3 separate regions of the Homo sapiens genome follow, and all the other regions are linked to region 1. The links are chromatin loops, found by intact Hi-C in ENCODE. Cell type or tissue: mammary epithelial cell. All regions are shown on one strand.

The links. A loop is a pair of places that touch in the nucleus more often than their neighbours do. Peaks named below come from ENCODE experiments on the same cell type or tissue, not always from the same donor. Only the 100,000 strongest peaks of a DNase experiment are listed, where the experiment ranks them.
Region 2: a loop joins it to region 1, with 9 times the contacts of the local background. A loop is called at or near these places in 5 of 110 quality-filtered maps.
Region 3: a loop joins it to region 1, with 7 times the contacts of the local background. A loop is called at or near these places in 7 of 110 quality-filtered maps.

Annotation. Positions count from the first base shown.
Region 1 is chr13:32,907,304-32,915,303 of GRCh38, reverse strand. LINC00423 (long intergenic non-protein coding RNA 423) reads left to right here and starts at 3,652. Exons shown (of 5, transcript NR_047020.1): 1 at 3,652-4,281; 2 at 4,584-4,667. In mammary epithelial cell, a CTCF peak has its summit at 3,594 (motif pointing right); no DNase peak of the experiment used is centred here; H3K27me3 peaks cover 690 bases.
Region 2 is chr13:32,665,584-32,673,583 of GRCh38, reverse strand. PDS5B (PDS5 cohesin associated factor B) reads right to left here. Exons shown (of 35, transcript NM_015032.4): 7 at 5,740-5,820; 8 at 228-368. Among named protein-coding and RNA genes, the nearest start is that of PDS5B, 83 kb to the right of the region's middle. In mammary epithelial cell, a CTCF peak has its summit at 4,354 (motif pointing right); no DNase peak of the experiment used is centred here.
Region 3 is chr13:32,646,635-32,654,634 of GRCh38, reverse strand. PDS5B (PDS5 cohesin associated factor B) reads right to left here. Exons shown (of 35, transcript NM_015032.4): 2 at 5,755-5,881; 3 at 2,628-2,831. The coding sequence starts at 5,862. Among named protein-coding and RNA genes, the nearest start is that of PDS5B, 64 kb to the right of the region's middle. RefSeq lists a silencer at 3,644-3,733. In mammary epithelial cell, a CTCF peak has its summit at 3,701 (motif pointing right); a DNase peak (open chromatin) is centred at 3,704.

The sequences.
Region 1 (8,000 bases):
GGTTATCAGACATTAGACAATTTGCTTAACATCTCTGTGCTTCAACTGTAGAATGGAGGGATAGTAACGGAACCTGCATGCTATGGTCTGAATGTTTATGTCCCCCAAAATTTCCTCTGTTGCAATCCTACCTTCCAAGGGGATGGTATTAGGAGACAGAACCTATGGAACATGATTAGGTCCATGAGGACAGAGCCCTCATAACCAGGATTAATGTCCTTATAAAAGAAACTCCAGAGAACTTGTTTCCCCTTTTACCATGCAAGGACACAGTAAAGGCACCATCTATGAACCAGAAAGCAAGCCCTCACCAGACACTAAATCCACCAGCACCTTGAGGTTGGACTTCCCAGCCTCCAGAGCTGTGAGTAATACATTTCTGTTGTTTATAAGCCATCTCCTGTCTATGGTATTTTGGTATAGTCGCCTGAACATGCTGAAACACTACATCATGGCATGGTTGTGAGGATCCAATGATTTAATCTTTACAAAATACTCAGAACAATGGCTGGCACATGGTGAAGCCCAGTGTATTTTCTACTATGTTTATGCCACTATGCCCAGTTGCTCATGCTCTGAAATCATCCCTGAAATACCATTCACTCAAAAAAAAAGAGGTTTGTCCAATAAAAGTAAAATTATGTCTCAAGAGGGCTACACCCATTATGTAATTATTATCTAGTTATGTGAGTTAGGGCAATGGAAAGAGCATGTTATTTGGAATCAGATAAAAACTGATTCCAAATCTTCCTTCTACTGCTTACAATCTGGTGTCCTTGGAAAGCTATTTAAAATTTCTAAGCCTCAGAATTCTCATACTTAAAATAGGAAAAATATTGTGTATCCTTCAGGGTTCTTGTAAACTTTAAATAGCATAATGTATATAAAGCTTCAGCTCAGTGCCAGATAATAGCTACTATTATTAAGATCAAGGATTTGGCTTTCTGAGCTTCAAAGTAGTCTTGTAGCATCAAAAAAAAAAAAAAAAAAGGAAGCAATTGACAATAGATTCCTCTCTAAAAGATCCATTGGTCATTTGGGAAAACAAAAAGGCAAAAGCCTTTTGGGAAGCCCCACACTGCTGCCAGAGCGAGGAGGCAGCCTGGGACTGTGACATGGGCCAAGGTAAGGGTAGTGTGGGAGACAGTCAAGCCTCCGATTACAGGTGCCATTTCCCAGGGGTCACCTTAGTCATCAGCCCAGACCCCAGGGCCAGGGCACACTGTGAACCCATTTTCAACTGTCTGCCTCCAGTTCTCAAGAGCAGAACAAAACCATTAGTGTTTAATATTTAAACAAAAACCTTTTATTATTAGTCACTTTAAGCCCGAGTGATGATTATTAAAACATAATGGATAGGGTCTTATTTTTAAAGCTTGATTTTTAATGACGGAGATAGAAATCAGAACTAAAAAAAGATTGAGCTCCCTTGTTCTCTAGAGAGTGTTCTTTCTTCAGGTCAGAGCCTTGGGGAGATTTCCTGGCTCCTCTAAAAGCTGGAGCTGCCTTTCTCACCCCAGAAATCTGTCTCTTTACATATGTAGGCAGAAGAGTGTCCCCAGGAAGAACCTGGACACTTCCCACATGGCACACTAGGCTGACTTCCCACATGTGGGAACTTAGGGCCACGGCCAAGGTAAGAAGCCAGTGCTGCTACCAGCCGCCAGCCACAGCTCCTGAGCCCTCGGCCATGGGACATCTGACCTGCCCTGTGGCAGACGACTCCAGGTACAGGGTCCCAGGTATTTGGAATAAGCTTATATTTTTATGGCTGGTCACTTCTGGGGGGTTTTGTGAAGTTGGTTGATTCTTCTTTATTTACTAGGACAACAGAGCCTGCTCCACACACTGGAACCAGAGGTGGATGAGGACTGAAGGAGGAAGAGGAGAAGGCAGAGGGCCTGGCCCAGCCTCTTCACTCCGCCGACCCTTGCAGGTGTCAGTTCAAAGTCCTGAGTGGAGCTCCCGGATGACTGCACAACCAGGGGCCAAGCAGATTAGCCGACTCCAGTGGAGCAGGCTAGAGACCTATAACTGGGAGTGGGGGAATCCCTTGAATTATAAAATCAAAAAATATAAAATTCCAGGCCAGGCATGGTGCCTCATGCCTGTAATCCCAACACTTTAGGAGGCCAAAGTAGGAGAACTGCTTGAGCTCAGGAATTTGAGACCAGCCTGGGCAACCCCATCTCTACCAAATAGATAATATATGTAATATATGTATAACTTATACATATAAATATTATATATATGTTATAACTGTACTCCTAGGAGTTATATATATTACATATAGTTTTATATATATATATTTCTATATATAGAGCTACATATATATTTTATGTATAATAGTTTATATATTATATATAACTCCTAGGAATATAGTTATAACATATGTACAGTTGTTATAACATATATACAGGAATACAGCTATAACATATATAAATATATAACATATATTACTATATATGTTATCTATCTGTAAATATTATCTATATATTACTATATATGTTATCTATCTGTAAATATTATCTATATAGAGCTATATGTGTGTAACTGTATTTTATATATATGCATAACTCCTAGGAATACATTTATAACACATATGTATAAATATAATATATAGTTTTATATATATATAACTGCTAGGAATACAGTTTAATAAGTCATGTGCATGACATGTGAAGAAAATAAGAAAATTCTATTGAGAAACATAAGATGTTTGACTGCAGGGAAAACTACATCCTCTTTTTTAACATGTACTATATATTGTAAAAATAACAATTCTTTGAAATAAAACTAAATTTAATGCAAATCCAAATCAAAAATCATTTGGGACTTTTTTCTTTGTTATGGAAAAAAATTTATTTCAAATTTCTTCTGAATGAATAAGCATGCATAAATAGCCAGGCAAATTAATGAGAGAGCATTTGTCCTATTGGATATTATAAGCATACAAGTATAAACATTAAACCATTATATAATAACAGAAAGCCCAATAGCACAGAATCCATAATTCAGAAACAGACTCATGTGTGTGTGAGAACTTGATATATGATCAAGGTGGACTATCAACAAAATGGGTTGGATAAACTGACTAATCATTTGGAAAAAATAGAAATAACAAATCTCTATGCCCAAATTAAGCTTCAGAAGGAGCAAATACCTAGACATAAAAATATACATTTTTATTAAAGTACTGAAATAAAACTTAGGTAATTGATTTATAATCTTAGCACACAACTTTTTAGATGGTCACTTGACCCTATGTATTAGTATTTTAAAGTTTGAATCAACAATTCCATTCGTGGGATTTTTTTTCCCCCGAAGCCATAATGGGTCAAGGTGACAGAGAAAGATATACAAGTCTGGTCATTAAGCATTTTTGTAATGGTGAAAAATTGGAAACAACTTAAATGTTGATTAAATAAATTATAGCATACCCATACAATGAAACCCAAACAGCCAATTAGAATAATGATATATCACCACACTGATACTCCATTGCCTGAGCACTGTTGGTAGGAAAGCCTGCTCCTGTTACAGCCCTGACAGCAGTTTATGTCTATGCCTGCTGATCCATCCTCACCAACACCAGGGGGTGTTGTTCACATGCTTGTTATCTAGAGCTGTCCTTTCTGCCCATCAACAGACAGTTCTGCCCATGGGCACAGGCAATTGGTCTCAACTGCGCATGGTTTGCCCTGTAATGCCCTCCAAATGACCAGCTGAAAAGATTGATAGTCTAGAGCAGAGGACCTGCGGCACCTGATCCACAGACCAGACAGTTAGGAGGCTTCTTTGTCCTCCCAGAAGTGCAGGCAAAGTTTTGGTGTTCATCAAATGAGTGATCAATGACAGGTTATCACACCTACTGCAAAAATATATGGCACTTCCCTCTCCACCTCCACAGTGGGCTGTGAAAATTAATTGAGTTCAGGCTGTGAAAAACTTAAGCTGCTACATGAAATGCAAAATCATTAAGCTTCAGAGATTGTAACATTCTGCTTGTGGCCTTGGGACTGAAACACCAGATGTCATGCCCAATAATGACTTCACTTTTCATCCAACTTCAACAACTCAAGATTGAGCGCATTTTGGGTTTTGACCTTGCACTGCTATACTGAGATTCAGCAGAAGTTAACTACCCGCAAGACTCCCTCCAGAGAACTGAGGCCTCAGGATCATCTTCAACACCTTCACCCAGAGTACGGAGACAAAACCCTTGCCACATAGACCTGCCACACCACAATACCAGGTGGAGATGCACCGTTGCTTGAGTTGGTGAGTGAGAAGGGCCATTGCTTGTGTTATCTGAGGGCTGTGGAGGAAAGAGAATTAGGTAAGTTCATTTAGAACTAACTAGAACACTTTTCAAAAAGATGTCTCAGTGTGGGGCATAGTTAAGACATATATTTCAGAGTAATCATCTCCAAATGAGTGATTTTTGTTTTCTTGCCTATTTCCTGATTTACTTGAGTTGTCCTGGCTCAAGGAATAAAGAAGGCATTTATACAATAAAAGTGGTGTGAGTCACCCTTTCTAACCTTTAAGATTGGTTTTCAAACTGTTAAAAATTCTTGTAGGTCCACCAAGAAAGTTGCCATAGAAGCCTGAAGTTACGACAGCTTATAAGGAAGTGGTTATCGATTATGACGGATGGAGAAAATGTAAGCTGCCTATGTTTCATTCAGACTCATACTAGCTCTGGTTAGAGAAATCAATTAAAAGGAGGAAAAGATGAGGAAGTTCTGCAAAAATAAATTCAAGGGTCAACTAGCAGTGGATAAAGACACAACTATGATCTCTGTGACTTCTTTCCTCTTTTATTTGACATTTTTTCACTTCCGCATGATAAAGAAAATAGAGACATGGCATGCTGGAAAGAAAACTAAAGCTATTTCTTTAATGAAGTCCACTAACCTCGGAAGGAAGACTGAAGTATTCTTGTGGCTTCAACAGACAAATGATAGTAGCTGCTAAGACAGAAACTGCTTGGAAAGACTATTGATTTTAGATTCAGAGAAAATGAATAAGGAAAAGTTTAAGATTGATGAGAAAGGTATACAATGTGCTACGAGAATTTTTTCTAAAAGTCACGTTTAAAAAAACGAGTTTATAGTGGATTTTAGGTTAAATTCCTTTAATAAAGGGTTACATGTTTCCTGACTATGTATAAGAAATTCATGAATGTGACTCTAAGAGACTTGAATAAAAGGACCCACATGTCTTTTGCCCTGTGATGGCCTGCCTAAATTGCAGGGCTATAAAAAGGAAAACCACCTTTAAAAGCTTCAACCCTAAGTTGACTTTATCTTATAGAAGAAAGAATTTCATGTGTATGCTAAATATATACATATAGCATATAATGTATATATAATTTCCTGATAAAATCTTCTGTTTTAGTGTACTTGCATCTGGGTACATAACCTCCCCACATCTCTTTGGTATTCTTATTTGTTCTGCTTTTCCATTTTACATATTTTCCCCAAGTGCCAAACATTAATAAAATTGCTAGCATTGATTATTTTTCCTTCACTAATACATCCCTTTGAGCCTATTTCCCCAGAAACAAATAACTAGAGACAACCTATCCTTTGCTGACACATGAAAATCCTATAATTGCAGACAGGAACAAAGATTCTAAAGGAAGTCTCTGTCTTCAGTTCTTAGATTATTGTCCCCCCATCTTCTAGCCCTCCCCTCATCCCCATTCATCTGACCCCTGTTCTGTTGTGACAGATTGTTATAATAATGACAGTGAATCATGGCTTTCTGGGTCTATGTCCCTTTGATCCTTCCATTAAAAGATGGAGTCTATTTCTCCACCTCTTGAATCTGGAAGGTCCTTGAAACCCACTTGGACCAATAGAATGTAGCAGAAGTAGCACCATGCAAGTTCTAGAGGCTAGGTCTTAGGACCCTGAGACCACCATGCTGTGAAGAAGTCCATTCTGGTCTATTGGAAGATAAGAGACTGTGTGAAAAAGAACAGAGACACCCCATCTCACAGTCAGCACCATCTGCTGACAGTAAGTGATACCATCTTAGACCCTCAGCCCCAAACTCCCAGGTGACGACAGCCAGTAAGTGAGCCCAGGCAAGACAAGTAACAGAACCACCCAGATTTCCAGCCCAAGGATCCTTAGAGATAATAAATCACTGTGCTTTTTAAGCCACTCAGTTTTAGGGTGGCTTGTTATACAGCAATTGATAACTGGTACATCCTCCAAGAAACTATGTCTTGCAGAAAGAGTTCTACAAAAGGATGAGAAATAAACCATAATTTAACCTCCTTCCTTTGATCTACTCCCACCCCGGGTGCACATTCTCCTGCAGCCTACATTCTGGAAACATGCCATTAAACATTCATTCTTTGGAGGAGCCTTTGTTCTGGCCTGTCTCTTAAATTATTGAAGAATTCCTCTTATGTTCATTTTTCTGCCTGTTAAAAACGTTTGAGGGAGGGAAGAAGTAAGATGGCTTAAGTTGAACTCCTAGAAGGCAGAGGCAAGATACTCAAACATCGTTTTGTATATTCCCAGGATAAAGCCCTGAACAGTAGGCACTGAATAAACCTTACTTGAAGATAGCAATAAAAGGGAAGGCCACCATCAAAGACATTGGATCACAATCTTATTCAGTACATGCAAATCATCATGTACTTTGTATTAAAAACCAAAATCTTTTAAAGATCAGAACAGCCAGAGGCAGAAACAAGATTGGGTTGTAATACTTTAAGGCTACAGCAAGATGTACATCAAATAGATTCTGCTACATTTTCAGCAAACTCCCTTTTCAAATATGAAGTACATTAGTAATTTGCCGTGAGGGGGAAAGCAAATCATAACAGCATCTTGATGTAAGAGGAAAGTACACTTATGGGGAAAGTGCTGGACGTTTCTTTCAGTGAGGAACTACGTACAGGATTCAGAATTCCCAGGATTTGAAAGTTGTGCTGCAGAAGCACCAGTTAGAACTGAAAATCTCCTGGGTTCCTTTAATAATACCACAAACCAAAGTGAACTAAACTTCTGGGAGGATTCTTCTGAGCAAATCCATGTTTCATAGAACAAAATCAAACATGCACAGCTTCCACCTAAGTTCACCAGATTGTGCTGCACACATGATGAATAATTCAAAAGTAACAGACAAGTGATTTTTGTCAACTTTATGGCCTTGGTTCGTTGTTTTGTTTTGTTTTGTTTTGTTTTGTTTTGGGGTTTGCTTGTTTGTTTGTTTGTTTTTTGAAATGGAGTTTTGCTCTTGTCGCCCAGGCTGGAGTACAGTGGCGTGATCTCAGCTCATTGCAACCTCTGCCTCCCGGGTTCAAGTGGTTCTCTGCCTCAGCCTCCCAAGTAGCTGGGATTATAGACATCCGCCACCATGCCCTGCTAACTTTTTGTATTTTTAGTAGAGATAGGTTTCCACCATGTTGGGCAGGCTGGTCACGAACTCCTGACCTCAGGTGATCCACTTGCTTCGACCTCCCAAAGTGCTGGGATTACAGGCAGGAGCCACAGCACCCGGCCCTATGGCCTTGGTTCTTTATCAGTCTACTAGACTTTGAATGCTAAACCAAACAAGGAGGTCACACAAACATCTAGAAGCAGTATTCAAATCTAGACCACTATTGAAATTGGCTTAGTCCAGTTGAAATCAACTCCAAGTTTAAATGACCTGAGTCAGGAAATTATTTTGGGTAGCATTTCCCAGCAAGGTGGTCTGATGAGTGAGATTTGCTGTTATTATGTTGTTGGTGCTGCTGTTACTGGTTTATGTTTTTTGTTTTGTTTGCTTTGGTTGTGTTTGGTTTGGTTTGGTTTGGGGCTTTCTTTCAGTTGGTCTTAATGTTCAGAATTTTTTCTGTGCTGCTGCCAGATGTTAAGTGATAGTTGGCTCCCCGACAGCCTGCATTCTGAAAAATAATAAAACATAGGCCACCAGAGGTATAAAATAAATAAAAACCACAAAACCAAGTTTGTTAACTTTCCAGGCAAGGA
Region 2 (8,000 bases), 240 kb after region 1:
AAAATACCATCTTGCTAATCATTTATTAAACAGTTACTATCTGCTAGGCACCTGCCAGGCACTAAAGATTCACAAACAGACACGGCACAAATACGTGAAGAAATAATAGTAATACTTCCCCCTCATCTCTTACATTCAGTTAAAACTACTGTAAAAATTAAAAAGCTATAAATAATGCTCTTTGCTAATAACTTGGTTGGTAGAATCATATTATTTTTACAAGTTACCTTTAATTTAAATTCAAGCTGGGGTAAAACAGAGAGCAGCAAATGACTATCAATATTGTAGAGCTCCAAAATTAAGTCAAAGACATGCTCTGACAAATCGCTGATAGATGTTTTCCCAAGCATCAGAACCTGATTAAAAAACTTTTGAGGAGAAAGAAAGCCTATCATTAGTAGAAAAACCAGAGACAAGTTGAATGTTTTAAAATCTTATTTGACCAAATTCATCATTATTTTATACAAAGTCAAACTAGGCATATCAAAATATTTTCTAACATTATATGGGAAACCAATATAGGCTACATGAAAGATAAAACATGGAATCCATCTTGTATACAATAAAACAGACTGAAACATTTCAATAAACATTCTACTTTTCAAATATACTCTGCTCCCCATTATAATACTGATTATATTCTATCCTATATTATTTGTGCATATTTCTGGATGGTTAATTTTATGTGTCAACTTGACTGCATTAAGGGATACCTAGATAGCTGGTAAAGCAACGTGTCTTGGGTGTGTCTGCAATGATGTTTGCAGAGGAGATTGGCTTGTAGACTGAGTGGAAAGATCTGCCCTCAGTATGGGCAGGCATCATCCAAATAGGCTGGAAGGCCCAATAGAACAAAAAGGCAAAGGAAAGTGAATTCACTCTCCTCTGGGCTGGGACATTCATCTCCTATCCTTGGACAGCAGAACTCCAGGTTTTCCTGCCTTTGGACTCCAGAAATTGCACCAATAGCCCAGTCCCCTGCTAGGTTCTCAAGCCTTGCCTTCTGCCTCTGAGAGTAACACCATTGGCTTCCCTGGTTCTCCAGCTTGCAGACAGCCTACTCTCGGACTTCTCAGACTCTGTAATCTCATAAGTCAATTCCCCTAATAAATTCCCTCTCATACATATACATGTGTCTCTGTGTGTGTGTATACATACACTATGTGTGAATATACACACATATATGTATATGTGTGTCTGTATATACATACACTCACTCAATATTGGCTGTTTCTCTAGAAGACCCTAATACAATGTCTTAATCTCCCAAGGGTGAGGGATAATAGCTTGTTCACCTTAGTACATATGGAAGAAAACATCATCCCATAGATACAGCCTTCTTACATTTTCATAGAAGGCAATTCTATGTTTGAAATATGTAATTTTTTATTTTTGATGAAAAACTACCTCTTCCTAATCCTTTGTCTTCTTTTACATTCTGATGTGTACATATCTACACGGTTTACAACACTAATTAAAATCCAATTAAAAGCACACACAAACACAAGGAAAATCCAAATTTAAACAATTTTTCCCTACCATATAGCTAGCTCTAACTAGTTTCCACACTCAGATCATTTATCATATTACTACTGAAATTGGCAAAGATGCATGGCATAACTGTCAAGTTTCTTTCTATATAAAATCTTCCAAAAACATAAAAAATTAACCAAAAGCATACCCTGCCATGTATCCTCAATGGTTTCCTGAGTCTCAGCGGAGAAGGAGTCAAGGATTCTTTATACCACACAAGCTGCCCTAATCTCTTCTGTGACAGTTAACACACAACTGGCTTAATTAGGCTTTAGCTTTCTATACTGAAAGTACAGAGTGGAGGATTTCATATTTCTATGTCTTTTCTGCTTACTTTTACTTCTTGGGTTGTTTTTATGTGACTTTTTTAGGTCTATGAATCAGACCAGACTACCTAGCCATGAAGAAAGAAGAACAAATTCTATTTTGCTATTCTTTCTTTTTTGGTTTTAAAAAGAACTTGTTTGTCCTTCCTATTTATCAATTTTATGGGAAGAGAATTTCATGACATCAAAGGTTAATTTCTTATTCAGGCTGAAAATAAAGTGGCTTTTTTGCTTCCATTCACAAATTTTCTCCTGCTTAAAAAATAGTAAAACAAGTACTATTTACTTAATAAATAGTATATTCCTTAATAAAGAACAATAATCCTTCCCAATCTCACCACCCAAGTGGTCAAACCATCATCATCTTCTTCTAACAGTCTGGGAAAAACTTATTTGAAAAATTAAGGGAAAAAAATCATTCCCTGGTTTAATTTCTCACAAATTCCATAAAAAAACACATGTATTGAACACTTTTATAATCTCCAAAAAGGCAATGACCAAGTTGGTCTTCTCCAATGTGTAAAAGCCTACCTAGCACAGTGCCTGACACAGAGGAGGCATAGAATATATGTTTGGTAAATGAATAAAAAATATGCAAAAGACAGTATGATACAAATATGGGTAAAACAATCCAAGTCCTTCCTAAGAGGTGAAAATTTAGTGGAGGTAGATTTAGATTTGATTAAAATATTTCCTTCCAAAAATTCTTTCATTTACAAAAGCGTAGCTAATTACATACTACAAATTAATTTTTTTGTACAGCAAATGTCTCCTAATGAAAGATGTCACCAGTCAGTAATAAATTCTACCTTACATTTACATGGCTAATTTTAATTACAAAATATTTCACATTAAATAACACATTCTCCACCACCACCCAAGCATTGCAGGTGCAAAAACAGAGGCTCAGTGGAATTAAGCAATTTAACCAAATTTTACCTATTCCAACAAGGATTGGATGTACTTTTTTCAGTCCAACAAAATAATTTTTTGCCATATCCTAAAATTTGTGATAAAAAAAGAACTGGTGAAAAATAACATCATTAAGAAGTGATGCGTGTAGGAAATTTTTAGAATTATCACCATGTACTTTTTGTTCTTGATATTCCATCTTACCTTTTAAACAAATATATATGTACTGTTTAGCTTCCTGGATTGTTGTGTTACAACAAATTCTATTTAAAAAAAAATAACCTAGGCTGGGCATGGTGGTTCACGCCTATAATCTTAGCACTTTGAGAGGCCAAGGCAGGCGGACTGCTTGAGCTCAGCAATTCAAGAACAGCCTGGGCAACATGGTGAAACCCTGTCTCTACAAAAAGTTTTTTAAAAAAGGAAAAATTCACCAGACATGGTGTTTCATTCCTGTAGTCCCAGCTACTCAGGAGGCTGAAGTGAGAGGATCACTTGAGCCTCAGAGGCAGAGGTTGCAGTGTAACAAGATCACACCACTGAACTCCAGCCTGGGTGACAGAGCAAGACTCTGTCTCAAACAACAACAACAACAAATTTTAATACATAAATAACCTATACCACCACAGTGATTTCTTAAGTCTTGATATGTAAGAAATACTATCGAATAAAAAAAAAAAAGAATGTGTCTGTATGTGTGAATGAAAAAGAAAAACAGAAGAGAGAAGTGGGGTTATTATCTCAGTATCTTACTCCTATTTTTAATTGTTAATTCTCAACTAGGAGGATGAGTAAATAATAGCTGTTTTAACTGTAAGTCCAAAAGGGCTAAGAATGATTTCTAAGACTGAACTAATTTTACCCTACTACAAGACGATTAAGTCCACTAGAAAGTGATTTTACATGTAATTATAAAGGTCTGAAATGGAAACATAAGTAGACAAAAAGGAACTAAAGGGAGGGAAAAAGCAATTCTTATTTTCTAGCTAACCTTCAAATAAGGCAAGGAACAAGAAAACAGGGAGAAATAAGAAAATAGTGGACAACGTACTGAGACAAAGTATATAATTCAATGTGTACTCAGAACACTCTGGCCCCTGCTCCCCAGCTTTTGATAAAGACATAATATGAAAGTTTGGGGAGTTCATGGGGGAAGGATTCTATTTCTGCAAGCAAGAACAACAGGAAATTAACACAAGGTATAAGTGATAAAGAAATGTTTTTACCTTGATGTATTCTGGGATTGTTAAAAATATTTCCTCAGCCTTTTTTTCTTTATTTAACTTCCATTATAAACATTTTCAAACATACAAAATTTGAGAGAACAGTATAACGAACCTAATCATCTAACTCTAACAAGTATCATCATTTATTGTGGGTTTTTTCCTTTAATTGCCCCAATCAAATATTGATTTTCCCCAATAACAGTAGAGATATCAATACAGTATAGCGTTCTTTTCTTATTTTTATGCCAGAAAAAGAAATCAAAATAAGATGTGTCCCCCCTCCCCTCCAAAAAAAAAGAAAAAAAAAAACTGGCTTGGCAATATGAGTTTAAATAAATGGCCACCAGGAGGAGCTCACCTAGTGTGCTCTAATGGCCCATGGAAATAGTCATTTAGAAGTACTTGAAGCAAGGGAAAAGGATAATTACAGAATGTTTTAAGTCTAGGTCTACACACTTCAAGTGCCACTAAGCCAATGATGAAAAAACTCAATCCAACCAATTTATTTCAGCCAGTACCCGTAACTTACAAAACTGCAGAAACCAGTATTGGAAGTTCCCTGAAAATCTTGGAGCAATTAAGATAGATTACAGATTTGATTCCACAGCTTCTGAAAGTTTACCCTTCAAAACAATTTCTTACAAATTAAATTAATTTTTCCAAATCATCGTATGCTTGGGATTCTCTAAGGCTATAAGCCAGAAACAAAAGCTGGAATTTATTAAGTTACTGTTTTATGAAGTAGTTAGTTTTCAAAGTACATCTTTTCATGATATATTTCATACACTGACTTTAAATTTGTGTATACTACAAGAAAAACTCTCCCTCAAATTTTAGGAGAATGCATAAGTAATTATTAAAGGCTTTCTTTCTTACTTTACTCAGGAATGCAAATTTATATCCTTTACTTGTCTGGAGGTGAGTGAAACTGAAAAGCAGGTGGAGGGACTGAACTGTTACACAATTCCAAGGGCCACCATTAACACTGTACTCTACATTTGTATTCCAGGAGGCACCATTCACACAGAATATAATATGAATACTGCCACCTAAATCTGTAGAACTCAAAAGAACTGTGGAGAGAAAATAAAACTTACCATAAACTTCTGTCAGTGAACCTAGCAGCTAAAAAATATTTCTTCTAAAAATAAATACAAGATAGTCAACCATAAGTAAGTAGATTTGGGGTGATACTGAAAGGTCTCATTTTATTACAATTGTTCCTTTTTTCCAGAAAAGATAGATTTATATGGAATCTACCCCAGGAATAGCAATAGATAAGCAACTTTTACTAAATCACTACTGCCATTCATACTTGCCTTCAATTTCTAGGTCTTAATATTAGTTCATATCTTCTTCTTGTACAAATCAATTTAAGCTCCAAAAACCTGTAAGCAACGTCTCTGAATAATGAAAAGTTCCATATGTTTTATCTAATTACATTTAACTCTATTTCTATCAGTAGAAACAAACAGAATATCTTGCTAACCAAAATAAAACTGTTTAAGTTCTCAGGCAATTTGAAAGAAGATAAAAGAACAAATAGGATGAGAGCAAGCCTTCCAAAAAATATAAAGCAAGAATAATTTTAAGAAGGAGAAAGAAAATATATTACTTAAGGGTTAAAACAACACAAATTTGTTGTTTTTAAAACTATATACTATCTGATGAAATTTTGCTTCTAGCAAGTCTTTAAATTTTCAGTTTAATCCTTCTGACAACCAATTACAAGTAAGACTTACATTGGTAATATATGGCTCAATAGCTTGAGCTGTCCTCTTCAGTAAAGCCTTTGCCAAATCATATGCTTGCTTGTTTAAATTCTGAAAAACATAAACAATATCTATATTATATATCTCTAACTATGAAAAGCAAAATATTACCTGTATTCAAAATGCTACTTGAGTAAATGAATGAAAAAACTAAGACTCAATTGGAATAAAAGAGAGAAGGCAAAACCACTTTTCTTTTTTTAGGACTAACTGGCCTACTGGATCTAAGATTCCATCCACGTAAGGATAATTATATTCTCTTCCTATTTTGTTCATAACATAATGTAAACCACACAGAAATGGTCAATAAATGCTTATTAGATAGAGTCACTCTAGATCTAGTCCCAAAATCAATTCAGTTAAGTACAAATACAAGCTGTTCCACTTCAGGTCCAAAAAACACAAAATATCCTAAGAGAATGAACTATGTTCTAGTGTGGGCAGCGATGGGCATCCCATAGGCGGGGAGGGACAAAGGAGTTTTGGGCAGCTGTAAAAAAGCAGATTACTCAAACACATTTCAGAGCACAGGTAAGTCAAAGGATACAACAGGAAATACAACAAATAGTAAAGTACGGGCGGAAGATAACAAGAAAAAACATCATAAGAAGCTATGTTTCTAAGAGACTTTGATAATGATACAAGGAAGTAAAGATAAAAAATGGAGTCACTACCCCAGTTTAAACATATTCCAGAGAACAGGAACACTGTATATATCCTTAAACTCACACTCTTTACTCAGCATATTTTTAGATTTACCTGCCTTAATGCTTGTATTTTATTATTTCATTCATACTAACTGCTGTTTAGATATACTAGATTCTTTACTGATTGTCCTATTCATTGACATTAAATTATATGTCTTGTACAAGTCTCCTTGTGTAAATGAGAAGTAATTTTCTGTACATTTTATCTTTGCCATTTTTCAGTTAGGCTGTTTAGTCTTGCTTTTATTTATTTTTATATTTTCTCCATAGATTCTATGGACTAAACTTTCATCAATTATAGATGTTTCTTGACTTATGATGAAGTTACATCTCAATAAACCCACAGTAAGTCAAAATGCATTTAATACCCCAATAAACCATTATAAAGTAAGTCAAACCATTAAGTCAGGAACTGTCTGTACATGTATAACACACCTTAGTCTATACTTGTCTTTTCACAATATTTATGGTGTCAAAGTATGGAGACTTTTTTTCATTTTTTTTTTTATGGATATGTAACAACTATGCTTATTCTGGGGATACATGTGCTATTTTGATACATGTATACACTGAATGATAGTCGAATCAAGGTACCTGACATATCCATCACCTCAAATATTTATGTTTTCTTTGTCCTGGGAACATTACAAATCTTCTCTTTTAGCTATTTTGAAATATAAATTATTGTTAACTATAATTTCCCTACTGTACTATCAAATACTAGAAAGAGGATGGGCACTGTGGCTCACACTTGTAATCCCAGCAATTTGGGAGGCAGAGGCAGGTGGATCACCTGAGGCCAGGAGTGCGAGACCAAGCCTGGTCAACATGGCAAAACCCCGTCTCCAATAAAAATAAAATCAGCCGGGCGTGGTGGCGGATGCCTATACTCCCAGCTACTTGGGAGGCTGAGGCAGAAGAATTGCTTGAACCTGGGAGGCAGAGGTTGCAGTGAGCTGAGATTGCACCACTGCACTCCAGCCTGGGTGACAGAGTGAGACTCCATCTCAAAAAACAAACAAACAAACAAATACTAGAAAGAACTATGCCTTCTATCTAACTGTATTTTTGTACTCCTTAATTTCACTTCATTCCTCCCCTCCCCAGTTCCTTTCCCAGTCTCTGATAACCACCATTCTATTCTCTACTTCCATGAGACCTTTCTTTAGCCCCCACGAGTGAAAACATATTTGTCTTCCTGTTCTCATTTTATATCACTTTACAAAATAACCTCCAGTTCCATCCATGCTGCCGCAAATGACAGAATTTCATTTTTTTATGGCTGGAATAATATTCCATTGTATACATATACCACAATTTCTTTATACACTCATCCATTGATAGACACAGTTCAATTCCATATATTGGTTACCACAAATAGCTTTTATTTTTAATGTAATCAAATTTATCAGTCTGTTCTCATACGGCTTTGCTCTCTATAGCTTTCTTAAGAAATTCATTCCTATCTTGAGGTTGTAAAGATGTTTATTTTCTTTTTTTTTTTTTTTTTTTTTTTTTTGAGTC
Region 3 (8,000 bases), 260 kb after region 1:
GGGTGACAAAATAATCTGTACACCAAACCCTCATGACATGTAATTTACCTACATAACAAACCTGCAAATGTACCCCTGCACCTAAAACACAATTTTTTAAAAAAAAAGGTTACTTAAAACAAAAAAAGTTACTTTGATAGTAGTACTGTGGAAAATATGTTCTCTATGAATGAACCCTTCCTGGATTGCTGAAAGAGTACACACGCCATATTGACCCTATGTAGCGATGGAAAGACAACAGTCACTTATAACCTCACCAATTACTGCCTAAACATGAAGCCAACTGTATAAAAGGGGTTTGCTGATGACAATAACTAACTGAAAGTGGAAAGGTAAGGCTCAAATATCACAATTTTCTAATCTGTATACAACACTACTGTAGACAAAATATATAGACATACAGATATACGAATTTGCCGCTAATCAAGACGAAGTGAAATCTCTTAAATATTTAGAAAGCACCCTCAAAGTCAGTAATTTTAAGTACTATCCCCCAAAAAGAAAAAAGAGGCATTTAGAATAAGACTCAAAAATTCATCAGAAAAACCAAATACTTAACATTTTTCAGCTAGGGAATAATGCACAAAGACCCTAATTTCAGCTCTTTTACAGTCTTCTCATAAATTGTCCTGTTAGAAACAGAACAGATATGTAGCTATTCTTTAGGGAGAATTTCTCGTTACCCCCAAAGCCCTGAAATAGGTCCTTGATTATGCAAACTGAAAGATCCCCAAGAGAGATAAATAAATTGTACAGTAGCAGTCTTAAGTTAGACTTCCTCGTCATGAGAATGCCAACAAGACATCTAGTACGGGAGAGCCACAGCCACTATCAAACAAATGGAATCATTCCTTAAACCAATTAAGTATCTCCAAATGAGAAATTCACATTTAGAAATCAAGCTAGTACCTGGGTATACAACTACATGGACCAGCTCATGTTATCTACTTTAAGTCTCCGACCATTCTCAAATCTTACAATTCAATACCACCTTTAAATGACAAATATTGCCCTCTACCTCCCTCATCCTAAGATTCTTTCACCAATCAAAATTTAAAACAAGCATGCCCAAAACAGGTTGCACATCCTCTACTTGAATTGTGGTAGACTTGATCAAATAAGCACATTCCTCACTTCAGTTATCAAGAACTCCATGAGTCCAAGAACCATGCCTGGGTTTTTTTCACCACTGTAAATCCAGTTCCTGACACATAAGTAACAGCAAGACTTATTAAGTGAAATAAATATAAATTGCCTGCCATTTTTTCACACTGTGGATTAATAATCTTTCTATGGACTCATTCTCTAACCCATAGTTTCCACAATTATCTTTTTTTTGTTTTGTTTTCTGAGACTCTCGCTGTGTTGGCCAGGCTGGAGTGCAGCGGCGCAATCTCACTCCATCCCCCACCTCCCAGGTTCAAGTGATTCTCCTGTCTCAGCCTCCACAGTAGCTGGGGTTACAGTCATGTGCCAACACAGCCGGCTAATTTTTGTATTTTGAGTAGAGATGAAGTTTCACCATGTTGGCCAGGCTGGTTTCGAACTCCTGACCTCAGGTGATCGGCCCACCTCAGCCTCCCAAAGTGCACAGGTGTGAGCCACCGCACCCAGACTCCACAATTATCTTTTATTGTTGCTGTTTTTAATTCCTACCTGATCTGCCTTATAAACATTCAGTATCTTTTGCACAACTCTAATTACTTCATGCTTTCTACCAGCATTTTCCTAAAAAGATTACTCGTGCTATTCCCCTTCTCATCTTTTAAAGATTTTGCATTTATATAGTTTTACTTACAATTACTGTAACCAAGTACCACATGTCTTTTGTACCTTTCCATTAAAATTTTGTTCACTGAATCTTTTTTTTTTTTTTTAATAGAGATGGTCTCACTCAGCCCAGGCTGGAATGCAGTGGTGCCATTTTGGCTCACTGCAACCTCCGCCCCCCGGGGGTTCAAGCACTCCTCCCACCTCAGCTTCCCAAGTAGTTATGGGATTACAGGTGCACAGTACCACACAAGGCTAATTTCCTTTTTTTTTTTTTTTTTTTTTTTAAAGTAGAGACAACGCCTTGCTATGTTGCCCAAGCTGTCCTCAAACTCATGAACTCAAGTAATCATCCTGCCTCGGCCTCCCACAGTGCTGGGATTACAGGCCTGAGCCACTGCGCCTGGCCTGTATTTTCTTCATAACAATGTATAACACAATTTATAACACAAATATAACAATTTATATCACACCTTCCATTAAATAAATGAGGATTATATATTATAAACTCATGTTTATACTAGGTATTATGTTTTAAATAATGGCCATGGTCTTCAATATGGATTTTCAAAAGTGAAAAGGAATTGCCCCCAAAATTATAATGAAAGAAACAGAGCTAATGATGACATGATATAAAAAAAATACACACTGTATTAATCTACTTCTTAACCTCAAGACCAGAAAGTTTTTCAAAAATAAGTTCTAAAAAAAAAAAAAAACATTAAGTTTAGCAAAAGATTACTGTAGCTAATGTCAAAGAATCCAAGGAAATCATCTAAATACCTTAACTCCCATTTTAGTTAGAAAGATAAATCAAAGTATCGGTCAATCTTGGAGTTATTTAAATCAGTACTTGCCTTTAGTTTATCAGGGGATGTGTAAGGAGCTTCAGGAGCATAAATCCTGAAAATATCAGCAAGGCAGCAGGCTACCAGTAAGCGAACATCTTTATCAGGATGCTTGAGAAAAAAATCTGAAGCAAGATGTAAAGCTAGGTTTAAATAAAGCTCCTTTTCTTCTTCAGAGTCCTGGTCCATATCCATAAAAGTTTTCACAACCATCTATACAAAAATAAAAAATCAAATAATGAAATGCTCCATGTAAAACTACAGTCATGTGAAATAAAGGTCATGTTAATTGCTAAGGTTAACTTCAAATGAATATACTTTCATTTTTCTGCAGAAAGTCTCTATTTGAGAGAACACAATTCTCCTAAAACTACAAAGTAAACTTCTATTTAAAAGACTTACTAAAATATTTTTTCATTTACCCAAAATATCTGCTAACCAGATTTTTAAAGATTAAATTGCCCTTATGTAGTAGTCATTATTGGAAGAATTCCAATAGAATATTTGTGGAAACTTCTGGTCTCACTTGTACAACTGGACTAAAAGGAGTATGTCCTTAAGAATACCATCTTTTTTAAAAATAATATTTCTAATCCTTTCATGAGAAGAAAAAGTATATGCCTAAAGAAAACCCTAAGATGACAATTTAATTTTCCATTTAAGTCATTAAACCACTCCAGTCACATGGTTTTATTTAAGAAAGGATGTCAAAGATGCATCCCTCAACACTGAAAAGCTACTATGAAGTATCTACCACGGCATCCAACAAAATATTTCTTGTGTGGCAGTAAAAGAGAATATGATGTGGATAATTCATTAATTCAGTTGCACATGTGAGTTAAGACAAAGGAAGCTAAAAGAAATGGTTCTTTTTTCAAAAATATTTCTATAAAAGGTGAATAGAAAATAGAATGGTATACCATGAATTCTCAGAAGAGCTTTCTCTGATTTCAATATTAGTAATTACAATGATGATCTCAGTCTGCACTATTCCTACTTTAAATGAAACAAAATTGCCTAACTTGACAGGAACTGACATTTAAATACAACTCCAATGGAAAGGTGACCATCCAGCATCCACTAGGTGGTGCTGCAAATACTAGGCAACAAGTGGGGCTGGCCACAAAGTATCAATGTTAAATGTCTTGGTCCTTTATGCTGCAACGATTTCCACTTGCCATCCAGCTAGACTTCTGAGTAACAAATGGCTCGATTTCTACTGAATTCTCAGAGCAGCTGTGGAAAACACTGCTCCTCACAGAGCAGCCTCTCAGTTCTATTATGCCAGATACCAGAACCAACAGTAGACTAATCCTTGCAACCTGGCACTACATTTAGATTAAGGGTATGATGTCTGGGTCTTTTAGCTTTTTTATTTTATTACTTTTAAGATTTATGCTTTGATTGCCTATATGTTTAGGAAAAACCACAAAGGGTAAAAAAGAACTGCATGCATGTAACTATTTATTTCTGTAGCTCTCTTAACAAAAGATAAGAGATTAAGCATATTTTGAATAAAATGTTACAGGAAAAAAAATTTTATAAACAGTATCACCTTACACGTTAACAAATTGTTATAATGTATAAAACTTACATGGGTATTTGTACATATCATCCTACATAATTTTTTCATATTTTTCTAAGAAGGAGGATGCTAAAAATGGAACTATAAATTAGGAAAATAAATGAGAAAAAAGTATAACTGGATTACTGCTAGACATAAATGTCTACAAAATAATGAAAGCATATTACAAACATTAAATATGAGTACTGAGGCAATCATTCCACCAACAATAACCACAAAGTTTGTTCAAGGTCCAGAAAATGGGAATTCCTCACTACTGTCTACAACTCAAATGCTGTTATAAAACTCATTAATAACTCATGAGTCCTCCAAATTAGGAAAGAAATCTGAGAAAATAACATCTCTAAAAGACACTAATGCTGATCAGTTTTAAGTGTAGGCTCTGAGTTCAAGATTAGTTTCTCAACAAACAACAGGAATGCTCACTTAGTATAAACAAATATAAGGTAATAAATGTATTAGTTTCTCTAAAAATGCAATAGGTCAAGAGAAGGTAAATACATAGAAAATGAAACATGTCATATATAGAAGGGATTCATAGCTTGACTATTCTTAATAAAATACACACCAGTTCCCAACTAGATAAAATATCCACCTATTAGTAAATTTAATCTGCTCAAAGATGATTTTCCTTTGAATAAACATCTGATATCTGACATTCTGATACTTTAAGTATAAACACATACATGTACAATATTAAGACTTTATGTGAAATTTATGATAGTATTAGCATCTTTTTCTCTTTATAAAAATTCTATACACCATGTAGCAATAAAGAAGAGTATTTGTTTTTAAGCCCCTGGATCTTCAATGATTAATTTGGGAACATTTTTCAGCCCTGACATCCAGATAAATAATAATATATCAAGCAACATAAATATCTAGGTAGATACAACCTCGATCGGAAATGCTCAAAAATAAAGACCATCTAAACTAACTAATAGACCAGCTTAACATTCTCCTTGAACACTATGCTTCTTTATCCATTTTAACAATTACAGAGATCACCACCACCCTAAAGGAAAAGGTGAAAATATTATTCAAACACATATGAAGAGGCCCTAGCCTCATCCATAGAAGTTCACCAGCAATCTTGATTCATTACTACATGTCAGAAGCAGAGGAAGAAGCTTAAAGTGAAGCCCTTTGACCTACTTTGAAAATAACTTACAAGAAAGTAGTACACAGCCTAATTACTCAGTATAAAGACCTAAAACTCCCTTAAAGTGGTTGTCTTTAGAAACTATATAGAAGAAAGGAGACAACTTTGTATAGACAATAAGGAATATGAGTATTGTAGACTTGTTCTTTATACCCAAGTATAGGAGATCCTAGAAAATCTAAGCTTCACCTAATTGCTGTCCCTTTAATCATAGCCAAATAATCCCCACTGTACCTTATATACTCTACTCCCTTAGATCTTTTCTATGCCATTTGCTGCTTTGCTTTGCTTTTTTAAGTTACCCCAACAAGATACATTATAGCCCCATGTGATTTCCACAGGGGACCTCTGCCCTACACAGATGTAAAAAAGAATAGAATTTTACTCACCTTTAATCGTCTCACCATCTCCTCTTTAGATATTTTATCTGATATTTCCTTGACCCCAGGCGGATATGTAATTTTTCCATCATTGGTCCTAGTCTTTGAATGAGCCATGACAGAAATATTTCTACCCCTGAAACAAGAAAACTATTAGATGCAAACCAAAAAATAGATATAAACATTCTTAACAAACATAAATGGTAACCTTCCCCACCAACCAAAATTTGTAACTACCTCCTAATTTATAGTAATTTACTTTACCATTTAATGAAAATCACTCTATTGAACATTTCCCCAAATTATTTTTAGAAAAACAAAACTTATTTTTACTTTCATTTCCTCAGTGGCAAGCTTTGTTATTTGTCCTAACCCTCCAACTAAAAATAATAATAATAATAGTAAGCTAGAGAAAAATAAAAAATAAATACTTTTTAAAAGCACCACAAAGTACTCAAACTAAAACCTAAGAGAAAATAGGAATCCAGGGAAGTAAGTGGGAACACTGGGACATTATAGCTACTTATACTCTGAAAGCATTTTTCATTTCTGACAAATGTGGGATTCAGTTTTGATGGTCTTATAGGGCAAGGGGAACAGAAGTAAATCTGAACATATCAAGGCAGACAGTCAAATAGGAAACTCTCCTGACATTAATGTAGGCCACCACCCTACCCAAAGAAGATATACCTGCAAAGGAGAGGGTAAACTAGAAATGAACACCTCTTTTCCCCAGCCCCACCCCCTAGAGGGAACCGCTGAGAAGGCTGCCTTGGTGCTAAACAGAGAAAGGCAACATGAATACAGGGAAGGAACAGGTAATTAGTTTTGGCCATGGGCCTGCACACTTGCTGGGGCTGACATGACCTAAGTGGCCCAGAGAATCTCAAAACATGAACTCACAGACCCCTGGTTAATAACAGCCCCAAGCACCTAACATAAGTAAATCCAAGTCCTGCCTAGAGAAGGGTGCCTTCATCCTAAGTATCAAAGAATCCCCACTATGATGTTTCTAGAACAATGAGCAAGTATCAAGTCAAAAATAACCAAGCAACTATGAGGGAGAACCAGCAGAAATACCACACAACAAAAACAGACACAATTTTTGTGTCTATCAAAGACTGTAAAACTACTATAATCTTAAAGAAATAAAAGACAATTCCAAAAATATCTACAGGAAACAAAAAAAATTATAAAGACTAAACTAGAAGATTTTTTTTAAATAGAACTTCTAAAAATGAAAAAATACAATTACTGAAATTGAAAATTCAACAGGTCAATGTATTCGCAGATACGAAAAACCATTAAAGGCCAGGTGGGATTGCTCACGCCTGTAATCCCAGCACATTTGGGAGGCCAAGGCAGGCCTTTTGAGCTTAAACTTTGAGCTCCAAAGTTTAAGAACAGCCTGGGCAACATACCAAAATCCCATCTCTACAAAAAATACAAAAATCAGCCAGGTGTGGTGGCACACCCCTGTAGTCCCAGATACTCGGGAGGCTGCAGTAGGGGAGCTGCTTGAACCCAGGAGGTAGAGGTTGCAGTGAGCTGAGATTGCGCCACTGCATTCCACCTGTCTCAAAAAAGAAAGAATGAAGTGAAAGAAAGGTCATAAGAAATTATCCGGAGTGCAACACAGTGAAACATACACCTGAAATACATAAGGATAGAAAGGCCTAAATGTAGCCTACAATTCATGGAAGTTATAGAGAGAGAAGAATGAGAGATTCACTCATGGGATTCATGAGAGTACCAGAAGGACTAGATTGAAGCAGAGGCCAAATACCTACAGAGAATATCATAAAATACCAACCTACAAATTCAGTAAGCCAAACAGGGTTAAATTTAAAATAATAATAATTCCAGAAAACAAACAAAATTTAGAGCACACACAGTACCTTGAAAGGAATAGCATTTAAACTAACAGGTGACTTCTCAACAGCAACAACATAAGCCAGAAGACAGCAAAATGTTATCTTCAAAGCAGAGAAAGAATATAACTGCAAATCTAGAAGTTTACAACCAAGGAGTATAATTTTTAAGTGCAGAGTAAAATAAGGGCAAATTAGCCAAATGAAAACTAAGAGGTGTAAGTATTTATATATAAAGTACCTACAACATTGCTTAGCACATACTAAGTACTATATGTGTATGTAATATACACAATCAGGTTAAAAGAAAAGATTTTTAAATTTCAACATAAACACCTTAAAAGACAATGAAAAAAGTGGATACATGCTGAAAGTAAAAGGATG